Linked DNA regions of Homo sapiens: region 2 is linked to region 1. Evidence: read pairs that join two places in POLR2A ChIA-PET (ENCODE). Cell type or tissue: endothelial cell of umbilical vein. All regions are shown on one strand.

Region 1 (8,000 bases):
CAAAAGCAGTTTCCTGTCTGGGGGTGGGGAGAGAAAGAAGGCAAATAGGAAGTGAAGTAGAGAAACCAGCTGTTTGTTAAATATTAGTAAATGACTATTACATTTTGATTTTTTTAAAATTGAGTCAAACATTAATCTTTTCTGCCTTTTTCTATAAAAATAAGGCCTTGTGTTTTTTTCTTTTGAAATCTTATTACAAAAGAGTTTTCAAACTCAGTATAATTCTACACAATAATATAATCCTAGAGAAATGGGCTTCAGGTGAATTAAAGGTGCAAACAAGCAAGAATAAATGCAAATTCATTTAAATTGATGATGTAGTGTATTATTTTTATTCTTTCATTAAATACTTAAAATATTAAAAATTTTAAACTACTGTTGACTAAGATGATTGGTAATAAGTTAACTTATAAAATAATTCTGTAGTAAAATTGAAAAATAAAAACAGAAGTTAAAATAGTTAAACATCTATATTCAAAGGGATTGGAAATTTTTCGTTAACTAAAGTTTCCTCAGTTGGTGTGTTTGGGGTTTAAAAAAAAAATACCCAAGTACATTTTATTGAGCAGTTCTGCATAAATTTTTGCTTCTGACTGAATGAGCTAAAATAAAAACAGTTAGATGGCCAAAAGAAGAATTAAGGTTGCTTTCCCATTGGGCAAGTTAGCACTACTTGTGTGTTGACAATAAAGAACTTGCCTGTGGACTGGTTTAAAATGTGTGTGATTTCTTGGAGGTTGTTTAAGCTTCGCCCAAATTATATCTGTAATTTAGTAGTAAAAAATTTAATAGGCTTACTTCCTATTTTTTTCTTATTTGTTTATAGTAATTTGAGAGTTCTGTATTGGATTTCGATTATGACTATCTCATTAGAAACCTTCATTAGAGGCAGCATGTAAACTGAAGAAAGGTAGTTATAGATAATAAGGAGGAATCCTTTCTTTTTACAGCCTGTTCAGTCTGTAGAACATTCTAGGATCTAATAAAAGATGAAGATTAAATCTCTGGCTGAGCCTCATGCCATCAAACTGTTTAGGTATTTATAAAAAGAAAAGGGTTCCAACTTTTATCTCACTTTAAGCATTGATGAATCAATTGCTTTTAAAGATTAATTTCAGCATTTTTTGAAGTTGCTCTTCACCTCTCTAATTGTGTTTAAATTTACTTTTCTCATCCATCCCATCTCCAGAAGAAGAGAATCTAATATAAGCTTAAATTTGTAATAATATCTTAGAAGACAACTATTAGGGTTTCTTTAAACGTAATTATTTTAATTGTATACCCAGACACATTTGATGGCTTAGTCTAGACTAAAATTGTACTTTATTTTTTAAGCCTGAATGTTTTCATTGACCCAATCCACTCTCTCTACAGCCTACTCCCTTTGTTTTTTTTGTCTGTTTGTTTGTTTTGTTTTTTTTTTTTTGAGATGGAGTCTCGCTCTGTCGCCCAGGCTGGAGTGCAGTGGCGCGATCTCGGCTCACTGCAACCTCGCCTCCCAGGTTCAAGCGATTCCACTGCCTCAGCCTCCGAAGTAGCTGGGACTACAGGCACATGCCACCATGCCCGGCTAATTTTTGTATTTTTAGTGTAGATGGGGTTTCACCATATTGGCCAAGCTGGTCCCGAACTCCTGACCTTGTGATCCGCCCGCCCCAGCCTTCCAAAGTGCTGGGATTACAGGTGTGAACCACTGCACCAGCTGTTTAAATGGTTTCCGATTAAATGGTACTAGGAATGGCAGAAGTTGCTTTCATGAATCAGCATTTTTTTTTTTTTTTTGAGATGGAGTTTCTCTTATTGCCCAGACTGGAGTGCAATGGCGCAATCTTGGCTCACTGCGACCTCTGCCTCCGGGGTTCAAGAGATTCTCCTGCCTCAGCCTCCCAAGTAGTTGGAATTACAGGTGTCCATCACCAAGCCTGGCTAATTTTTTTTTTTTTTGTATTTTTAGTAGAGATGGGTTTTCACCATGTTGGTCAGGCTGGTCTCGAACTCCTGACCTCAGGTGATCCACCCGCCTCAGCCTCGCAGAGTGCTGGGATTATAGGCGTGAGCCACCGTGCCGGGCCAAATCAGCATTTTTTAGTTTGGGTTCAAATATACTTCGCCATTTCTGGGCAATTTGGATGGGTATACGAGACCAATAATAGAAAACTTTTTTTATGTCTAGAAATATTTGGTTATTTTTTAATATAATGGAAATATGCTTAAGAAAAATTGGCATCTATAATTAACTAGTATATTTTAAAGTCAAATAGGAGTTTTGAGTGCCAAGTTTAGATATAATTTATTTCCCCTTTTCTCTGAGAAATCATGATTTAATTGATAAGATTTGGTTATGACCTTACTCCAGAGTTAGAACCATTACTGAATTAGCTAGGAGGCCGCCCTTGAGAACCAGACTTTCTAAGTATCGTAATTTCTGGGTTTTTCTTTCATGTTGAGTTCAGTTTAATAATATGGGAGCAAAGGAAGGAATAAAGCAATTCAGTATTGGGTGGACTAGGGGAGCAACAGCAGAATTTACGACGTGAAACTATCATTCAAGCTATCCTAGTCACTTAACAATTTCAAATTTATTAGATATTAAAATGGAGAAGGAGATCTTGCTGGGCCCAGAGATGGTAAAAAATCATTAGAGACCAGAAATAATCTCTTAAGAGATCTAGTTGGGAGTTGGGGAAAGACATAAAGGAGAGTTTATTTTCCTAATCTTTTTTTGTCTTTATTTCTTCAAGATTTTTTAAAAAATATAAACATTAGTAGAGCCCTGTCCCCATCTCAGCAAGCTTTAATTTTGTCTGATTTTTACAATGTTTTCAGTAAATATTTAACATTATTTGTTAATTAAAGGGTCTTTGCTTTCTTGAGGTTATATTTACATTTTTGTGCTTTAAATTTTGGGAGGTAAAATACAGTTTTACTCCCCACCCTTATCGTATGTGTCAAATACTTCAACTGATTTTTTGGAGAATAAACATTTTCTTTCAAACAGATCTCTAGCTGTGCTTGGCCAGCAGCATGTTAGTTGCCATGCACAATACCAGGATTTGATATCTGTTTGAGAATATTCTTGGTCTTGATCTGGATAAAATGACTCATAGAGAAATGCTCTTGTGCTACTTTTATAGCATTCCCTGTATATACAGAAATATGTGTTTATATTGGCTTCTCTCAGAGTTTTAGTCAGCCTTTCTCTGCTCTCCTGCCCCACCTCTGCCCCATAGAAAAAGAGTAACATGTTGTATCAAGATCTTGGTGGGAAAATAAGGGAGAAATAGCGCTTTGGGCACTGTCCCTGCACACATTGGAATGGGGGAGGGGTGGGCATAGGAGCCTAATGATTGATACCAAAAAAAATAAATATTAAGTAAATAAAAAACTTGCCCTGAAATTTTTTTTTAAGCCCCTCAATTCCCAATTACTAAGAAAATTTAGTGAAGAAATTACATCTCATGCTCTGGCCAGTTCCATGTGACATTTAAATGAAAAAGTTCTGCAACTGAATAAGATTTTCAAGTTTGAATTTAAAAAATACCACAAAATGGAATGAAACTTTTTTTTTTTTTTTTTTTTTTTGGAGACAGAGTTTTGCTCTCGTTGCCCAGGCTAGAGTGCAGTAGCACAATCTCGGCTCACTGCAACCTCCACCTTCCAGTTTCAATCGATTCTCCTGCCTCAGCCTCCGAAGTAGCTGGGATTACAGGCACCCGCTGCCACACCCAGCTAATTTTTTTGTATTTTTTTTTTTAGTAGAGACGGGGTTTCACCATGTTTGTCAGGCTGGTCTCGAACTGCTGACCTCGTGATCCACCCGCCTCAGCCTCCCAAAGTGCTGGGATTACAGGTGTGAGCCACCACACCCGGTGGAATGAAACTTTTAACATTATATTGATAAATGAAAATATATGAGGTCTTCATTTCATAGTTGCATTTTTTTCAGAAGCTAAAATGGTGCGAATATCCAGAATAACTTCAAATATAAAATTCTTTTATTTTTAGATTTTTTTTTTTTTTGCATTGTTTAGTTTTTGGTTTCTGTGACCTGATGAATGACAAAGTTTTTTCATTTAACATAGAAAGGTTAACTTCAGGCTGTATGTACAGTAATGTACTTTTCAGAGCATCTTGGTAATTAATGTATTTCTGAAACATTCATTAGTCATTCTAAATTTATATGTAAAATTTGATAAGTGTAATTTTCCCAGAGTTACAGGAGTGTCTCAGTTTGAATTTTTTTCTGTTCCTTAGCCGTATATTTAAGATGAGATTTGTATCAAGCAAAAGAAATGTATCTTATAAATTTAAATACATGCCTAACTTATATGAGAGGGTTTATTATTGCTTACTTTCTCTAGAAACCACTTTTATAAGCTTACAGTTTATATCTCTCTTCTAAATACTCCTTGATAGAAAATCTTGTAGAGCAGTTTATTATACTGTTAATTCTGCAAATAAATGGTAATTTCTCCACAGCATTTCGTGACAGCAGTGTATTTTTTTATGGTTTTAAAGTAAGCATTTTGGGCCGGGTGCGGTGTCTCATGCCTGTAATCCCAGCACTTTGGGAGGCCAAGGTGGGCAGATCACTTGAGGTCAGGAGTTCAAGACCAGCCTGGCCAACATGGCAAAACCCTGTCTCTACTAAAAATACAAAAATTAGCTGGGTGTGGTGGCGGGTGCCTGTAATCCCAGCTACTTAGGAGGCTGAGGCAGGAGAATCGCGTGAACCCAGGAGGCAGAGGTTGTAGTAAGCCAAGATCACGCCACTGCACTCTAGCCTGGGCCACAGTGAGACTCTGTCTCAAAAAAAAAAGAAGAAAAGCATCTTACGAAGAAGAAAAATTGTACTTTAAGTTTTAATTTTAAGTGGACTTGAGATCTTTACCGCTGTATTCCTTGGAGTCTCTAAATATGACTAACATTTCCTACCTACTGATGTCTCTGTTTACATTAATTGGCTTGCTCAAGCTCCACAAGTAGCAACTATGATGAAAAGGTCCCTCCAACCTGTGGTCCTTAATTAGGTTTAAGGTTTAAAAGAAGTTTCAAAATGATGTTTATAAATATCCCTTTTCTCTTGTAAAAAACTGCTAAGATTGTGACCACGTGGTTTCAAGTTAAAAGTAAAATAATAAAGTAGCATTTAAAAGTATTAAAGTCAAAAACACAGTTCAGGAAAAAACTAAATGTGAAAGTGTCTCACAGCTGGAAAGTGGTTTATTGGTTTAGGGGAGAAAAGAGCGAATAATAATTTCCTGTGCTTCACTTTTAAATGCATCAGTGATCAGATTGTCAGAAATACACAAGTACAAATATTGAATCTTTTTAAAAACCTTTAAGTTCAACCATCTAACGTAGACATCCCTTAATAGCCGCCTAGAAGAGAGTGAGTGCATCAAGCTTATGCTTGTCCACGTTAGTTGTAGGAAATTCAATACTTTGCACACCAACTTGTAGTACATTTGTTGGACAGCTCTTAACTTTTGATAAGCCAAAATATACTTTTCTCCTTCTCCTGAGTGTGTCTAGTTCTGATTTCTGGTCTACTTATTCCCTCTTTCACATTGTGACTTAAATAGTTCATTTGCTATTTTTTTCTCTAATCTTTTCAAAACTTGTTGCATAAAACCCCCCAGTGCCCTAGTTATAAAGTCATACTTCTTAAAAAGCAAATTTCAAGTACTTGGAATAGTTCTAAATTTTTATACAAGAACTACAATTGTAGGAGATTGCTTTGAGAGGAGAATTCATTTTTTCCAAGGCTGATGCCTCAGTCACTAATGATCTAGTCTGATTTGAGATTATTTGTTCAAAGCAGAGTTTTAGTAAGATGTGGAATTGAGCAAAGTCACATTTAATCTACTGTGGCTCTACTAAACTAAAATATTTTGAGTCATCTTGAAGCTTTATAAAAAGTTATTTCAAAGGGCATAGTAGAATGGTTTCTACTGTTCTGTTTAGGCACAAACATTTTCTGAAACTTCCATCAACTTTTTTCCCCTGACTGCTGCTTTCTGTCATGTCAGAGGATGAAGTTTTTGCTGCTGCAGCAGAAGTACCTAGAATACCTGGAGGATGGCAAGGTCCTGGAGGCACTTCAAGTTCTACGCTGTGAATTGACGCCGCTGAAATACAATACAGAGCGCATTCATGTTCTTAGTGGGTAAGGAAACTGAGTTCTTGAACTCAGGTTAATGGAGGGCCAAAGTTATATTTCTTTAACATTTTTCCAAAATATAAAATCTTGATTATTGCTAAATTCTTAGATATTTGTCTAGGTAAACTCACTCCTGTGTGGATCAACTATTTTGGTCATTCTAGGAAACTGTTCAGATTAGGATAGAGATATATTTAAGTGGGTGAAAGGGAGAAGAAAATATGTATTGCCTGTGAAATGCTATTTTAGAATGTTCTATGAAAACCCTATTACATTCCAAGGACAGCTTTTGTAGTTAAAAACAAAATAAAAATCATATGATATGGATCACAGTAAACAATGACATTTCCAGTATTGGTGCACACTAACTTTTTTAAGTGAATACTTGTCATGTGCCAGGCCCTTGCTAAGCTTTTCACATAAACAGCCTCATTTAATCCTCACATCAACATCAGTCCTTTTTTGGGGGGTGAAGGGTAGAGACAGGGTCTTACAGTGTTGTCCAGTGTGATCTCAAACTCCTGTGATCTTCCCAGAGTGCAGGGATTACAGGCATGAGTCACTGTACCTCGCCACATTAATCCTTAAAATGTTAGAGTACCCAAAGGTTTGATCCTGGGCCTCTTTATTCTCTATCTACATACTCTTTTTAGGTAATCTCATTCTATACCATGCCTTCACATACTATCTGTATACCAGTGGCTCTTAAATTTAGCTTCTCATCTGAACTCCCAATATGTATATCTACTGGCATACCTGACATTCTCCACTTGGATGTTTAATAGATGTCTCAGTTGTATGAGGCTGGTGTGCAGTGGCACAATCATAGATCACTGCCACCTCTAGTTTCTGGGCTCAAGCCATCCTCCTGCCTCACCCTCCTAAGTAGGTAGGATTTCAGGCATGTACCACCACATGTGGCTAATTTTTTCATTTTTTGTAGAGACAGGTCTCGCTATGTTGCCCAGGCTGGCCTTGAACTCCTCCTAACCTTAAGCAATCCACCTGCTTCGGCCTCCCAAGGTGCTGGGTTAATAGGCATGAGCCACTGCACCCAGCCTCAAAACAAAATTCTGGATTCACCCCTTCATGATAAATGCACTCAACAAACTAGGAATAGAAAGGAACTTCCTTGACCGAATAAAGGGCATTAATGAAAACTCACAGGGCTGGCAGTGAAAGACTGAAACCTCTCTTCTTGTGATCAAGAATAGGACAATGATGTCTACTCTTGCTACGTCTGTTCAACATTGTATTGGAGGTTCTAGCCAAGGAAATTAGGCAAGAAAAAGGAATAAAAGATTGAAAAGGAAAAACTATCTCTGTTCAAAGATGTCATGATTTTATATAAAGAAAATTTAAGGAATCCACTAAAAAACTCTTAGAACTAATAGGCAAGTTCAGCAAGGTTGTAGGATACAAGGTCAATACACAAGAATAATGGTATTTCTATAATCTAGCAATGAATAATTCAGAAAATGGAATTAAGAAAACAGTTTTATTTACACTAGTATAAAAAAGAATAATTTAGGAATAAATTTAACCTCTACAGACCTGTGCCACTTCCAGTATATCGCAAGATCTTCAACCCAGTTGCTTAAGGGAAGAACTTAAGCCTCATATTGCTTTTTCTTTGTCTTTTAACTTTGACATGTATGGCCTAATTCTAAAAAATATAAAATTTTCATTTCTCTGAATCTCCACAGTTTCTAGCCTAGTTAAGCCATGGACATCTCTCCTAGAATATTATAGTAGCTTCCCACCTAGTTACATTGTCTTCACTCTTAATTTCTTTCCTTTTTTTTTTTTGAGACAGAGTTTCACTATTGTCACCCAG
Region 2 (8,000 bases), 280 kb after region 1:
CTGACCTCATGATCCGCCTGCCTCGGCCTCCCAAAGAGCTGGGATTGCAGGCGTGAGCCACCGTGCCTGGCCGTTTCTTAACATATATTATACAATTAGTCTTTTTCCATGATACTTATTCTTCAGAATAACTTTCATTATCAAAATATCCTACAGGGATTGCTAACTGACAGTAAATTATTAGATCGGTTCCAAAGTAACTGTGGTTTTGCCATTAAAAGTAATGTGAAAATACATCTACAATTTGTGAAATATTATCTTTACTGTAGTCTTCTAAATGTAGTGTAAAAGCAAGTTCACTCTTTCCATTTGCCCCAGTCTTCCATTAAAAAAGAACATTTAAAAATCTTACTGTATAGAGATTATTTTAGTCAAATGGGATAATCTATGTTTTCAATAAAATTCAAAATAGTTTCTTTTCTTTGTCCAAAAGCTTTAAGCAGAGGATAAGGTGAAGGAAAGTATGTGTGTGAGAACCATACTGCTTCTACCATTCAGAGTTTTAAGTGGCTGCCATGGCTTTAGAGGTATATATTAAGAAAGCAAGGTATTTAACAAATTTTCAAAACAGTTCATTTTCTGAGTAGATTTAATCTTTTTTTTTTTTTTTTTTTGCAAATTACATTAACGAGAATGTAATGGTATGAGTTTTGAGGTCTAGTGGAAAGACCACAGGCCTTAGGAAGGTCACTTAAACTCTTAATGGCTGTTTCTACACCTTTCAAATGATATACCACATGTTGAACCTTACCCAGGCTGTAAGAAGTAAAATAGTCAGTCCCTCCGCATCCTCAGGGGTTTGGGTCCAGGACCACATTGTCAAAATGTGTGTGTGCTCAAGTCCTTTATATAAAATGGCATAGTATTTGCATATAACCTAGATCACCTCTAGATTACCTACACTACCTAATACCATGTCAAAGCTTTGTAAATAGTAGTTACATTGTACTATTTTAAAATTCATATTTTAAAAACAGCTGTGGTTTTAAAAATTGTTTTTCTTCTCTTTTTTTTTTTTTTGACACAGTCTCGCTCTGTTGCCCAGGCTGGAGTGCAGTGGCATGATCTCGGCTCACTGCAACCTCTGCCTCCGGGGTTCAAGTGATTCTCCTGCCTCAGCCTCCCGAGTAGCTGGGACTACAGGCGCTTGCCACCACGCCCAGCTAATTTTTGTATTTTTAGTAGAGATGCGGGTTCACCATATTGGTCAGGCTGGTCTTGAACTCTTGACCTTGTGATCCGCCTGCCTCGGCCTGCCAAAGTGCTGGGATTATAGGCGTGAGCCACCGCATCCGGCAATTGTTTTTCTTCTCTAAATATACATATATATTTTTTGACAGAGTCTCACTAAATATTTTCTATCCACGGTTGGTTGAATCCATGAATGTGGAACCCACGAATACAGAGCTGACTACAGGTTATAAAAAATATTTTTGGCCAGGCACGGTGGCTCACGCCTGTAATCCCAGCACTTTGGGAGGCCAAGGAGGGCGGATTACGAGGTCAGGAGTTCGAGACCAGCCTGGCCAATATGGTGAAACCCTGTCTCTACTAAAAATACAAAAATTAGCCATGCATGGTGGCACGTGCCTATAGTCCCAGCTACTCGGGAGGCTGAGGCAGAAGAATCGCTTGAACCTGGGAGGCAGAGGTTGCAGCAAACCCAGATCGTGCCACTGCACTCCAGCCTGGGCGACACAGCAAGACTCAGTCTCCCAAAAAAAAAAAAAAAAAAAAATTTTAGTTTTATAAAAGTACAGTACAGGCTGTGGCTGGTGGCTTATGCCTGTAATCTCAGCACTTTGAGAGGCCAAGGGAGGCAGGAGTTCAAGAGCAACATAGCTAGAAACAGTCTCTACAAAAATTAAAAAGTACACCATCACATTTCTAACACACAGTAGAAGTACCACGCTTATGTCTAAAATGGTACAGTAACAAATTATATACGATGAATATCATTTAGGCCTTTAGACTGTGGGTGAGAAATAATTTTTTAATCTACTGTTTAGCAAACAAAGCTCCTGCTAGAATACTGAACCTCATAAATGCTCATTTTTTTCTCATTTTTCATCTGTCTTTTTGTTGTACTTGAGATTTCCTTAACTTTCCCTTCTACCCCTTTTATTTTTTAAAAAAATTTCCTCCATATTTAAAAAACCTAAGTGCATCTAAAATTTTCTAAATATTATTTTTAATTTTTTTTTTTTTGAAGACAGTCTCACTCTATCGCCCAGGCTGGAGTGTGATGGTGTGATCCCGGCTCACTGCAACCTCCGCTTCCCAGGTTCAAGTGATCCTCCTACCTCAGCCTCCTGAGTAGCTGGGAATACAGGCGTGTGCCACCACGCCCGGATAATTTTTTTTTTTTTTTTTTGAGAAGGAGTTTCGCTATTGTTGCCCAGGCTGGAGGGCAATGCCACAATCTCAGCTCACCGCAACCTCCACCTCCCGGATACAAGCAGTTCTCCTGCCTCAGCCTCCTGAGTAGCTGGGATTACACGCTTGCACCACCACACCTGGACAATTTTGTATTTTTAGTAGCGATGGGTTTCTCCATGTTGGTCAGGCTGGTCTCAAACTCCCGACCTCTGGTGATCCACCTGCCTTGGCCTTCCAAGTGCTGGGATTACAGGTGTGAGTCACTGCGCCTGGCCCATGCCCGGATAATTTTTGTACTTTTAGTAGAGGTGGAGTTTCACCATGTTGGCCAGGCTGGTCTCGAACTCATGACCTCAGGTGATCTGCCCGCATCAGCCTTCCAAAGTGCTGGGATTACAGGCATGAGCTACCAGGCCTGGCCTCAATATTCTTTATATGGCATGTTTGTTTGAATACGGTTATGTGCTGCATCATGATGTTATGGTCAATGACAAACCATATATGAGGGTCATCCTGTAAGATTATAATGGAGTTGGAAAATTCCCATCGCCTAGTATTTACTATATTATACAGAAGTCCTCATTTTAATGTTGATAGGTTCTTGAAAATCCCGACTTTAAGTGAAATGACATGTAATGAAACCAATTTTATCATAGGCTAATTAATATAAACAAGTGTTAAGTTCCTAAGGCATAGTTCTGGTCATGAAAACCACCAAACCTCTAAATAAAGACCTAAAACACTTCCTTTTTTTTTTTTTTTTTTTTTGAGATGTAGTCTTGCTCTGTTGCCCAGGCTGGAGTGCAGTGGCGCGATCTCAGCTCACTGAAACCTCTGCCTCCCTGGTTCAAGCGATTCTCCTGCCTCAGCCTCCGAGTAGCTGGAACTACAGATGCCCGCCATCACGCCCGGCTAATTTTAGTATTTATTTATCTATTTTTTAGTAGAGATGGGGTTTCACCATGTTGGCCAGGCTGGTCTTGAACGCCTGACCTCAAGCGATCCACTCGACTCAGCCTCCCAAAGTGCTAGGATTATAGGTGTGAGCCACCGCGCCCGGCCCCTAAAACACTTCTAATATCAAACACTGAAATAAATGTGAACTATACACACATTTAAGAAAGATTAATAAAAACAAGATAATGTATCCAATTTTTGGTCAATCAGTGAGCTATGGCAGTCATCATGGTGGTGGGTTACTTCAGGGAATACATGTTTGTAAAGCAAAAATTTTAAGGAGCACCTCCTACCAACATGTAGTTCAGAAACAATAACAAATAGGAGGGCTTGTTTTTTGTTTTTTGAGATGGAGTCTTGCTCTGTCACCAGGCTGGAGTGCAGTGGTGGCACGATCTCGGCTCACTGCAACCCCCACCTCCCAGATCAAGTGAGTCTCCTGCCTCAGCCTCCCAAGTAGCTGGGACTACAGGCACACACACCCACGCCCAGCTAATTTTGGTATTTTTAGTAGAGATGGGGTTTCACCATGTTGGCCAGGATGGTCCCGATCTCTTGACCTCGTGATCCACACACCTCCGCCTCCCAAAGTGCTGAAATCATAGGTGTGAGTCACTGCACCTAGCCTTTTTTGTTTTTTTTTGAGACAGGGTCTTCGCCCTGTTGCCCAGGCTGGAGTGCAGTGGCATGACCACATCTCGCTGCAGCCCTGACCTCCTGGGCTAAAGCGATCCTCTCACTTCAGTCTCCTGTGTAGCTGTGACCATAGGTGTGTGCCACCATGCCTGGCAATTTTTTTTTTCTGTAGAGACGAGGTCTCCCTATGTTGCTCAGGCTGGTCTTGAATTCCTGGTCTCAAGTGATCCTCCTATCTTGGCCTCCCAAAGTGCTGGGATTACAAGCATGAACCACCACACCTGGCCCATTCATTCATTCCTTTTTTTTTTTTTTGAGACATAGTTTCATTCTGTTTCCCAGGCTGGAGTACAGTGGCGCAACCTCAGCTCACTGCAACCTCCATCTCTCTCTGGGTCCAAGTGGTTCTTGTGCTTCAACCTCCCGAGTAGCTGGGATTACAGGTGCATGCCACCATGCCTGGCTAAATTTTGTATTTTTAGTAGAGGATGGGGTTTCACTATCTCTACTGGCCAGGCTGGTCTCAAACTCCTTACCTCAAGTGATCCACCCGCCTCAGCCTCCCAAAGTGCTGGGATTACGGTGTGAGCCACCATGCCTGGCTATTCATTCATTTTTCTTTTTTTTTTTTTTGAGATGGAGTCTTGCTCTGTCGTCCAGGCTGGAGTGCAGTGGCGTGATCTCAGCCCACTGCAAGCTCCGCCTCCCGGGTTCATGCTATTCTCCTGCCTCAGCCTCCCAAGTAGCTGGGACTACAGGTGCCCGCCATCACGCCTGGCTAATTTATTTATTTATTTTTTGTATTTTTAGTAGAAATGGGGTTTTACCGTGTTAGCTAGGATGGTCTCGATCACCTGACCTCGTGATCTGCCCGCCTCGGCCTCCCAAAGTGTTGGGATTACAGGCGTGAGCCACCACACCCGTCCTATTCATTCATTTTTCAATCTGCTTATTCTAGTTCAGGGTTGCAGGTGGCTGGAGCCCATCCTAGCAGCTCAGGGCACCAGGTCGTTATCCACCCTGGCCAGGATGCCATCTCACTGCAGGGCACCCTCACACCCACACTCACTCAGACTGGGACCACTAAGACATGTCAATGAACCTAACAGGCACAGCTCTGAGATGTCGGAGGAAGTCAGAGTGCCCAGAGAAAACTCATGCAGATATATGGAGAATGCACAAACTAAACAGACAGTGGCCCTGGCCGGGAACTGATTTTTTTTTCTCCTTCTCTTTTTTTTTTTTTTTTTGAGACAGAGTCTCACTCTGTCACCCAGGCTGGAGTGCAGTGGCACGATGTTGGCTCACTGCAACCTCCATCTCCTGGGTTCCGCACCACTGCACCCGGCTAATATATGTATTTATTTAGCTGGGACTACAGGCCCGCACCACCGCACGCTTGCTTGGTTGCTTATTTATTTAAGACAGAGTCTCATTCTGTTATTTACTTACTTACTTATTTATTTATTTCAGAGTCTCTTTCTGTCCCCCAGGCTGGAGTTCAGTGGCACGATTATTTATTTATGACAGAGTGTCTTTCTGTCCCCCAGGCTGGAGTTCAGTGGCAAGATCTCGGCTCACTGCAACCTCTGCCTCCTGGGTTGAAGCGATTCTCGTGCCTCAGCCTCCCGAGTGGCTGGGATTACAGGCACGCACCACCATGCCTGGCTTTTTGTACTTTTAGTAGAGACAGGGTTTCACCATGTTGCCCAGGCCGGTTCAAACTCTTAAGCACAGGCAATCCACCTGCCTTGGCCTCCCGAAGTGCTAGGATTACAGGTGGGAGCCACTGTGCCTGGCAATTTTTTTATTTTTAGTAGAGACAGGGCTTCACCATGTTGGCCAGGCTGGTCTTGAACTCCTGACCTCAGGTGATCCACCCACCTCAGCCTCCCAAAGTGCTGGGATCACAGGCGTGAGCCACTGAGCCCAGCCTGATTTTTTTTTCTCATCAATATTATAACGAAACGACATTTAAGCTAAGTGTTATTACAAAAAAGTCAAGAAGTTAAAACTTAAAGAACTCCTGAGCTCAAATGATCCGCCTACCTTGGCCTAGGTGTTGGGATTGATTACAGGCATGAGCCACCATGCCTGTCCCCCCATTTTTTTTTTTTGAGGCAGAGTCTTGCTCTGTCGCCCAAGCTGGAATGCAATGGCATAATCTCAGCTCACTGCAACCTCTACCTCCTGGGTTCAAGCGATTCTCCTGCCTCAGCCTCCCGAGTAGCTGGGACTACAGGTGCACGCCACCACGCCTGGCTAATTTTTGCATTTTTAGCAGAGACTGGGTTTTGCCATGTTGGCTAGGCTGGTCTCTAACTCCTGACCTCAGGTGATCCGCCTGCCTCGGCCTCCCAAAGTGCTGGGATTACAGGCGTGAGCCACCATGCCTGGCCCCAAAAATTAAAAAAAAAAAAAAAATTTAATGTGCCTGTAGAGTCCCAGGTACTTGGGAGGTCGAGGTGGGAGGATTGTCTTGAGTCTAGGAGGTCACGACTACAATGAACTGTGGTCATGCCACTGCACTCTAGCCTAGGTGATTCAGCAAGACCCAGTATCAAAAAAAAAAAAAAATTAATGTAGCCTCAGTATGCAGTGTTTACAAAGTGTACAGTAATGTCCTAGGCTTTCACATTCACTCACCACTCACTCACTGACTTACCCAGAGAAACTGAGTTTCATTCATGATAAATGCCCTATACAGGTGTACCATTTTTTTATACCCTACTTTTACTGTACCTTTTCTATGTTTAGATATACAAATATGATTGTGTTATAATCACCTACAATAGTCAGTACGGTAACATGCTGTACAGGTTTGTAGTTCAGGAGCAATAGACTATACCATATAGCCTATGTGTGTAAGAACCATCTAGGTTTGTGTAAATACACTCTATGATGTATGTTCACATGACAAAGTGACCTAACAATGCATCTCTTGGGATGGATCCTCTTTGCTAAATGACGCATGATTGCATCTTTTTTTTTTTTTTTTGAGACACAGTCTTGCTCTGTCGCCCAGGCTGGAGTGCAGTGGTGCAATCTTGGCTCACTGCAAGCTCCGCCTCCCGGGTTCACACCATTCTCCTGCCTCAGCCTCCCAAGTAGCTGGGACTACAGGCACCCGCCACCATGCCTGGCTAATTTTTTGTATTTTAATTAGAGACAGGGTTTCACCTGTTAGCCAGGATGGTCTCCATCTCCTGACCTCGTGATCCGCCCACCTCGGCCTCCCAAAGTGCTGGGATTACAGGCGTGAGCCACCATGCCCGGCCGATTGTATCTTTTTTTCCCCACTATGTCTTGCCCAGGCTGGAGTGCAGTGGTTTGATCTCGGCTCACTGCAGCCTCCGCCTCCCAGGTTCAAGCGATTCTCCTATCTCAGCCTCATGAGTAGCTGGGACAACAGGTGTTTGCCACTACACTTGGCTAATTTTGCATTTTTAGTAGAGAAAGGGTTTCACCATGTTGGCCAGGCTGGCATATCTTTTCTTATTTCTCAGAATAATTTTTTTTTTTTGAGACAGAATCTCACTCTGTTGCCCAGGCTGGAGTGCAGTGGTACGATCTCGGCTCACTGCAACCTCCACCTCCCAGGTTCAAGCGATTCTCCTGCCTCAGCCTTCTGAGTAGCTGGAATTACAGGCACGTGCCACCATGCTCGGCTAATTTTTTGTATTTTTAGTAGAGATGGGGTTTCACCATGTTGGCTAGGCTGGTCTAGAACTCTTGACCTCAGGTGATCCGCCCACCTCAGCCTCCCAAAATGCTGGGATTACAGGTGTGAGCAATCCTGCCCGGCCTGCTATATTCTCTTTAATATGAAAACAGACTTTTATTTTTTTTAAAGGCTCATGGCTGTATATATTTATTTTGGGACAAGCATAGTAAAAGGAGAAATGTTCCCAACTAATCTTGATTTTTAAGAGTATCGCCACATTAAAATCAACTTTAAAAGAAACAAAAACAACATTCTGTAAGCATTAAACTTAAATGGAAGCATATCCCTCAAAATAACTGACCTA

The links. Peaks named below come from ENCODE experiments on the same cell type or tissue, not always from the same donor. Only the 100,000 strongest peaks of a DNase experiment are listed, where the experiment ranks them.
Region 2: POLR2A ChIA-PET joins it to region 1 with 7 read pairs; 4 of 35 experiments call an interaction of 5 or more read pairs at or near these places.

What each region holds. Positions count from the first base shown.
Region 1 is chr1:224,422,687-224,430,686 of GRCh38, reverse strand. It overlaps WDR26 (WD repeat domain 26), which reads left to right. Exons shown (of 14, transcript NM_001379403.1): 4 at 6,033-6,169. Among named protein-coding and RNA genes, the nearest start is that of WDR26, 8.1 kb to the left of the region's middle. RefSeq lists enhancers at 1,127-1,716, 1,717-2,306. In endothelial cell of umbilical vein, no CTCF peak of the experiment used is centred here; a DNase peak (open chromatin) is centred at 3,146; H3K27ac peaks cover 1,834 bases.
Region 2 is chr1:224,140,441-224,148,440 of GRCh38, reverse strand. All of the region lies in intron 3 of FBXO28 (F-box protein 28), which reads right to left. LOC124903813 (UPF0764 protein C16orf89-like) reads left to right here and starts at 5,496. Exons shown (of 3, transcript XM_047436340.1): 1 at 5,496-5,639; 2 at 5,759-5,860. The coding sequence starts at 5,496. RefSeq lists an enhancer at 2,549-3,050. In endothelial cell of umbilical vein, no CTCF peak of the experiment used is centred here; no DNase peak of the experiment used is centred here.